Linked DNA regions of Homo sapiens: region 2 is linked to region 1. Evidence: read pairs that join two places in POLR2A ChIA-PET (ENCODE). Cell type or tissue: PC-9. All regions are shown on one strand.

Region 1 (4,000 bases):
GGATAGTACTTTAAAACTTTTACCCCAATTAAGAGCAGAGGAAAATGAATGGCTAGATTAGCCATCCTGAGGGTTTAATCTGAAATGGTCCATAGAAGACATATCATTTTCTTTCTGAAAAACTTATTTCAACTTTGCATTCAAATATAAATATATATTTCAATATAGGTATTTCTTCCCCTCATTAAAAAGTCTTTAAAATTGTTGTTCCAGGAAGATGAGTAGTATTTATCTTGTAACATTGAGTTATTATACCCAGGCGCACTACCAGGAACACTTCTGATGTACAAGTGCCTTCAATAATTGTTTCAGAAGCACAATTTTGAGATAAGTTAAAGTGCCCTGGGAAAGAGCATTGTTTATTTTTGGAGCCTTAGCCCAAAATGACTCGGACTCATGCTACAAAATGATAACGCTCTTCATCAGTTGTATAGAGCTCCTTCTTTATGGCCAGCTTTCCTAGAGATATTTTAGACTTCTTTAGATGTCCCCAAAGGCACAATAACCACGTAAGAAGGGAAGCCACAGGAAGGCAGATTGCAGCAGAAAATGAATGGTCAGGGTTCTCTAGGGGTGGCTGCACTGCCTCCAGTGGTGGTGAGTTCTCCACCTCCAGAGAGTGAGACACCCTTGACTCAAGTTTTAGATGAGAGAAACAATCAAGCAGCCTCTGAAGTTCCCCTTGAATTCAAATTCTTTGCATCCAGAAGAGAAGTATTTTGTGACCAGAAAGATACAGATTGACTGCAATTGACCTTTTCTATGCCAGACCATTGGTTAACTGAAGAGAGTAGACTCTCCAGACAGGCAGTGGACTCAGCCTACACCAAAACACACAGCAAGCCTTCTGTGCCTTTCCCCAGGACAGTGACTCTTCTTTTCTCTCTGAAGCTGTGGTTCTATGTAGGAAACTACATAGGGTGAAGCTAAAAGGTAGGATGGGCCAGCCTATGTAGGGTAAGGCTTTTTAACTCTATCGCATGGGCAGTGTGCTGACATTGCATACTTTTTCAGCACCTCTTCAGATCGGTATATAAAGTAGATTAACCTGACAGCAGATGGCGGTTGGTTGGAGGGGCCTGCAGTAAAGGAGAGCAGTTTGGAGAATGCCACGGCATGCAGACGCACACTGTGGAGCTGAGCACTCAGTCGGTGATGTGGCTCACTCACCAGGGGAAGGACAGAGGTGAGATAGGGCAAGAGTCAGTTGCTGAAGTCACTACTCCAAAGGGCTAGATAGAAAGGTAGGGAGGAGGAATGGAGAGCCAGAAAAGGAGCCAAAATGATTAGCTATTTTACTAGAGCAGGTCTGTCCTAAAGGCTTGGCTGCCATTCTCTAGCTGGGACCTTGACGAATCACTTCCTCCCTAGTGCCTCAGTTTTCTTGTCTTCAAAATGAGGATGATGCTACCTATCCTGAAGGGTTATTGTGAGGATTAAATGAGATGATGGGGTGAAAGTGATTTGTAAACTAGGAAGTCTATCATGCAAACCGCATGATAGACTTCGGATAGAGGCAGCAGGTATACCTTTCAGCTTTCTGTCTTGCCAAATGAACATTTGTATCCTCTCACCTGGTGTCCAAGATGAAGGTGCTGGTTCAGTGAGATAACTCTTATCCAGCCTAATCTCAAGACTTCCTTTCATGCTCTCTCTCTCACACCTAGCAATAAATGCCAAAAGCCTAATAGCCCCCCAAACCTTGATCGTTTCAAGAGGATCCTTTCAAAGGAAACCTGCCTTTCCTCTCTCCTTGAGGAGAAACCAAAGCAGTCCAGTGAATAAAATTCATATTTTTCTCCCAGGCTGATTGAAATGGCTGGCCGTGGGAGCCCAGGGCCTTTTTGTAGGACTGTTTTATTTATTTATTTTATTATTATTATTATTTTTTTTTTGAGACAGAGTCTCGCTCCGTCACCCAGGCTGGAGTGCAGTGGCACAATCTTGGCTCACTGCAACCTCTGCCTCCTGGGTTCGAGCCATTCCGGATTCGAGCCATTCTCCTGCCTCAGCCTCCCCAGTAGCTAGGACTACAGGTGCCTGCCACCATGCCTGGCTAATTTTTGTATTTTTAGTAGAGTTGGGGTTTCACCATGTTGGCCAGGCTGGTCTTGAACTCCTGACCTCAGGTGATCCACCTGCCTCAGCCTCCCAAAGTGCTGGGATTACAGGAGTGAGCCACCGTGCCTAGCCTGGACTTTTCCAATTAGGCTGTGCCGGGGCTGCTGTGAAACTGTTTTCCTGTGAAGACAGTGATTTTCTCCTTAGGGTGGCTGCTGTCACACGGCACTGCCCCTTTCCTTATAATACTTGATCACAGACACAGTAACATCTGTGCCTAGATCACAAGCCATACTTACTCAGGACGATTTTCCTCTTAAAGCACCAGGGAGGGAGAGGCCCTTGTCAGAATTCTCACGACTGAATCATTGCCATGAGCTAATGTCTCCAGTTTTATGAGTCAGTGCTGGCCCAGGCATCGGTTTTGTAGGTTTAAAAAAAAAAAAAAAAAGACATGGGTTAGACTCCCCTAATATCAGTAGCTTGTTCAGGGGGAAAGCAAACTGAGCTATCATCAGACAGCAGCATTTTAGAAATCAGATGTTTGGTTCCTCTCCTCTGTAAGGATATAGAATAAGTGGAAGAATTTCAGAATTAAAAATAATAGTAATAAAAGCTCTCTGATTTGTGCGTGTGTTTTGTTTTGCTTCTGGCAAAGAAGGTAAAATGGTGTGTTTGGGAGATGAATGTTCTTGTAATAGGCAAGATGTAGCTTGCAGGAGAACATCTGCAACAAACCCTTATTCTGCATGAGATACAGCCAAGACCTGTTTGTGTGTTAGTGCCTGTTCAAACATGTCTAATTTTTAAAATGATTTATAAAGTTTTGGAGGAATCACCTTAAAATGTTATTTCCTCATATAATAGGCATATACATTCACAGCGTGGTGGCTAAACTATACACCCTGTTGGAGTTTGAGCAGTGCCAATATTGAGCTAAGTGATATAAAAATGGTTATCAATATGAAGTAGATAGAAAAGTATTAGGAATATCTGCAATCATTCGTGAGTCTACCGATTAATCCAGCAGCAGGCAAAAATAAATTATGCTTTCCACGTTTTTAAATGTTCTTGGTAGAGAATTTATGCAAAGAATAAAAGGGAAATACATGGATATTTGCTTCAAAATACCCAGAGGTATTGCTCAAAACTTGATTAAAAATAAAATAACAGAATTGGGGATGGACGTCAATAAGAAAGAATAAGCTTAAATAATATCAGTATCTATTAAACAACATGATTTTTAATTGTGTCTTCTCTATTCTTTCCCTTTATCATATATTTACACATAATAGGAAATGCCTTTTAGGAAAGATAGTGGAAGCCTTCTCTTTTGTTTTTAACAGCCATTGCTTATGTAGTGCTAATGCATCTTCTTAAATCCACGTGCTTTAAAAAAAATAATATTTTATGGTAGTCATGTACTTCTCAACACATCATTTGGAAAGAAAGTTAGGGGTATGCGCTGTAATTTGTACCCAGTATTCAGAGTTTACAAGAAAGATTGCTCTTCCCTGCAGCCTCTCCACCCTTCCCCCTCCTTCTCTCTCTCCCCCACTTGCTTCTTGCTCCTTGTTTCTTTCTCTGAAGAAGGACGTGAGCTACATGGAGGACAGGGCAGAAAAGGGAAGAAAAAAATAGGAAATGGTGAGAAAAATATTAAGGACATTTAAAACTTAAAGTTTTATGGTTCTTTTTAGCTAAATGAATCTTTTGAGCTTCCATGGGGGAAATTAGTGTAATTAAAATTTTCTAGTTCATAAAACCAAATCTTTACATACTGACTGAGCCCACTGTAAGTATTGACTAAGGCAAGGACAAATGTTATCCTCTGACTTGGAAAATTCAAAAGAAGCATTTTGTCTCTTAAATGAAGGTAGGTTGATTATATTTGATGAGCTTCTTGGAAAAGGCATTGATTAGTCCACATCCAGAAATT
Region 2 (4,000 bases), 67 kb before region 1:
TTTCTCACATTATGAAAGCAATACAACCAACATAACTTTAGAAGTATCAAAAAGACATAAATCCCAAACCAGTGATAATAACTATGAACATTTTTGGGGTTTTAAATTTTTTTCTAGAAAAGATTTAATAAAACATTTGTGATCATGTCATACTAAATGTTATAATATACTTCTTTCATTCTATAGCAAACATTTTATTTACTAATCTTCAAAACTTAAATTTCCTCATTATGTATTATATTTTATTGTGTACATATACCATGGTTTATTTAGCTAGTCTACTCACATGTTTTTAAGAAAAAAATATTTAAATATTTTCTTGTGCTATATGCTTAGAAGTGTAATTATTGGGTAAAATTGTATAAACATGAGTCTAACCAAACTTCTTTTCATGAATCTTGTTTTTTTAATGTTTGTTATCAGTTTACATTCCCACCAACTGTGCAAAAGTGTGGCCTGAAATCAATTTGATTATAGACTTGAAATCAATTGGATGATACAGTCTCCTCTTTGAAACATGCAAGTACTTTTAGGTGACTGAAGGCCTGTCTAGATGTCTGCCACCAAATTGCAATAGTGTCTCTCGATATACCTTTGATTGTGGTCTATGGAAGGGATAGTAGTTTTGGCTGGAGGTGAGTAAGACATCTTGAAGAATGGAGTATCCAGGAGTGGGGTGAGCAGACCTAGCTGGGATGGAAATAATATGAGTGAAGAGGTGGTAAAAGAGGGCTAGACAAAGTCTATTTCGAGACTTTCACCTAAGGTTAATCTTGAACATGGGAATGGACATAATATTTTCCCCTTTTCCTTCTTAACCCTTGCTTTTAGTATCCCAAATGCTTTTATCCCTTTGGCTTCTACTATTAAAATAATCATTTAAACATAATTTGTGTCAAATAGGCTTTGGGTATGAGTTCTGTAAATATTAATTAAACAAGTAAGAAAATATATTTCACATAGCAAAAATCCTCTAATTTTTGGAAAGTGGATTTGTAGCTACCTATGTGGCTTATAGGGTAGCTCAATATTCACTCCGTTTAGACTGAATTCCGGTGTCCCCATAAGAGCAGACTGTTTCTCTGTTCTGTTCTTTGTACAGTATAGCCAATGGGAAGGCAGCACTTTGTTAAAGAGTGCCAAGTCGGGGACTTTACCTTAAACACAAGTATGCATTTCAAACCCTGAACAAACAGCCTTCTTAATAAAATAAGGGAAAGAGTTTTCTTTCTTCTATTCTCTAGAAATTCACAAATATCACTTGACAGGTGACAGTTCTTCCCTTACAAAAGGGGCTGTTTGCCTTTTGCTTTGGTGTTTGGGTAAACTGCAGTATGCACTGGCAGAGAATTTATTGCCTAGGGGAAGGTGTTTGCAGTTGCTGTGTTTAATCTGAAAAGAAACCCTTTTCCTTCTGTCTCCTCCCTCTCTTTTTAAGGAGGGAGAGTTGGAAATGATAGCCCCAGGGAAATAGTTCCCTTAACACCTGTCTTTGGTGTAACCTCAGCAATGTTACTTAAGACACTGTGCTCAGACTGTATGCATTAGGAATGACAAAGTTGAAGAGGGCAGATAAACAGAAAGGGATTTCAGCAGAAACACAGGAGCTGATTCTGACCTTGCATCCTCTTAAAAACTGATCAGGTGGAAATCCTATCATGCTGGCTAAAAAGAATCTGATTTGTTTGAAGTAATACTCATGCTATTAGTCATCTGTCCTTTCCTTTGGCAAAATATGCATACATACATATATATATAGTTTCAATCTGTAAAACGTGAAAAATTCTACAATGTTATATTTAGGAACTTTAGACCTGCTAATTCTAGTCCAACCTTTAGTAGATGAGAAAACTATTAAGATCCAAGTTCATCAGTGGTGACTTCTCCAACATTTCTGATAAGCATTTTTAAGAAAACCAGGGCTACACCCAACTTTCTGGATTTCTGGACCCATTTTTCCAGCTATTATCAGAGGTGGTGTGAAGAGGTCAGGCTCCAGAGATAGATGGCTGCCTGTGTTTGAATCTAGCTCAGTTATTCAGTATTTGGGTGACCTTGGGTGAATTACAGAATGTTTCTAAGCCTCAGTTTTCTCATCTGCAAAACAAGGATCAGGATTGATATTGGTGACATCCTATAGGAGAGCTGTTCTGATAACTGAGATAAGGCATGTTAGCATAACACACTGCCTGTGGCCAGTCCTCAGTGGAAATGGTTGTTGCTGTTAGTCTTTAGACTGTGTTAAATTTGGAAACAGTGAATTATTAATCCTAAATAGAGCAATTACTGATGCAGGACAAGAAAAAAATCTACACAGATTTGTATTTTTGTTTTTCCAAAAAATATGATATTATTTGAAGATACACTAGTGTTATTGTAGGTAGCTAGTCAGACATGAGCAGGACAGGAGAGGGCTCCACCCCCTACCCCCAACCCTCACCAGCAATCTCAGATGACCATAAGGTGATGGTCAGGCAGTTGTTACACTATTTCACTCAAATAATATTAATAATTGTTCGTGGTTGCAGCCAGCACCAGGGAAAGGCAGTCTCCCGATAGATAGAAAAAAAACCTTAAACTAGTGATCAGCAGCTTCCCAAAAAGACCTCAGGAGTTGGGTGAATGGGCTCAAGCATGTGTACTAAGGGGCAAAATGGCAGAGTTTAACTAGTATATGACCTTCTAGGAACATTCAGACTAGTAAAGTGAGAACACCTCAAGCAGGGGTCCTCAATCTTTTTGGCACCAGGAACCAGTTTTGTAGAAGACAATTTTTCACAGAGAGTGGGTGGAGGTATGGTTTGGGAATGAAACTGTTCTACCTCAGATCATCAGGTATTAGTTAGATTCTCATAAGGAGCACACAACTTAGATCCCTCACGTGAGCAGTTCACAACAGGGTTCGTGCTCCTATGAGGATCTAATGCCCCCGCTGATCTGACAGGAGGTGGGGTTCCAGTGGTAATGCTCACTGGCCTGCCTACCTCTCACCTCCTGCTGTGTGGTCCAGTTCCTAACAGGTCACATATTGGTACCAGTCCATGGAATGGGGCCGGGGGCCCCTGGTCTCAAGTGAGCATGCATACAACTCGAGTAAACACATTGCACATGCAGCCCCTCCTTAGTGCACATGTCGACAGCCCACCCCAAGGAATAATCAGGGGAGAAGGGATGCAAGACTCCAGAAGTACACCAACATATAAAACCCTAAGTCAAAGGTCAAACCAGGCACTTGATCTTTCAAGTCACCTGCTTGGCTTCTTCCAAGTGTACTTTACTTCCTTTCATTCTTGCTCTAAAGCTTTTTAATAAACTTTCACTCCTGCTCTAGAACTTGTCTTGGTCTCTCCCTCTGCCTTATGCCCCTCAGTTGCATTCTTTATTCTGCGGAGGCAAGAGTTGAGGTCTCTGCAGACCCATACAGTTTGGTTGCCACTAACATACTTTGGTGCTGCATGCCTTGGATATGTTCCACTGCTGACACTGGCAGGCTGTGAAATATGACTTGACCATCATTTCCCATTTGAAACTAGACAAGGTTGAGTTTTCTTCAAACTAAGATCAGGATTTTGAACCAGACAGACTTCTTATGAAAGCCAACACTCTTTTGTCTGTTCAGGTTTCAGAGAACTCACAAGAAAACTTTATTTTACTTGCTAATTTTGTTTATTTGGGTGTCATTCAGTAATGATAACATAATGAAATATTCCCTTTGCCAGTCTAATGATTAAGAGCGTGGGCTTTGCAGTTGAGCACACCAATATACTTGAGTTTAAATCTTAGCATGATAATGAAGTCAGAGCTGAATGAACTCCTATATAGTTTAATTCCGTGGTTCTCACCGTGTGTTCTCAGGGCCAGCAGCATCAGCATCATCTAAGAACTTGTTAAGAAATGCAAATTATTGGATATCACTCCAGATCTACTGAATCAGAAACTGGAGGGAAAGTGAGAGTGGTGATCTTTCTATAAGCCCTCCAGGTGATTCAGATGTTTGAGA

The links. ChIA-PET counts read pairs that join two places held together with the same protein. Peaks named below come from ENCODE experiments on the same cell type or tissue, not always from the same donor. Only the 100,000 strongest peaks of a DNase experiment are listed, where the experiment ranks them.
Region 2: POLR2A ChIA-PET joins it to region 1 with 11 read pairs; 4 of 35 experiments call an interaction of 5 or more read pairs at or near these places.

What each region holds. Positions count from the first base shown.
Region 1 is chr3:189,822,340-189,826,339 of GRCh38, forward strand. The region is part of intron 4 of TP63 (tumor protein p63); the gene reads left to right. Among named protein-coding and RNA genes, the nearest start is that of MIR944, 5.6 kb to the right of the region's middle. In PC-9, no CTCF peak of the experiment used is centred here; a DNase peak (open chromatin) is centred at 2,422; H3K27ac peaks cover 938 bases.
Region 2 is chr3:189,755,312-189,759,311 of GRCh38, forward strand. The region is part of intron 3 of TP63 (tumor protein p63); the gene reads left to right. Among named protein-coding and RNA genes, the nearest start is that of MIR944, 73 kb to the right of the region's middle. In PC-9, no CTCF peak of the experiment used is centred here; a DNase peak (open chromatin) is centred at 1,550; H3K27ac peaks cover 3,281 bases.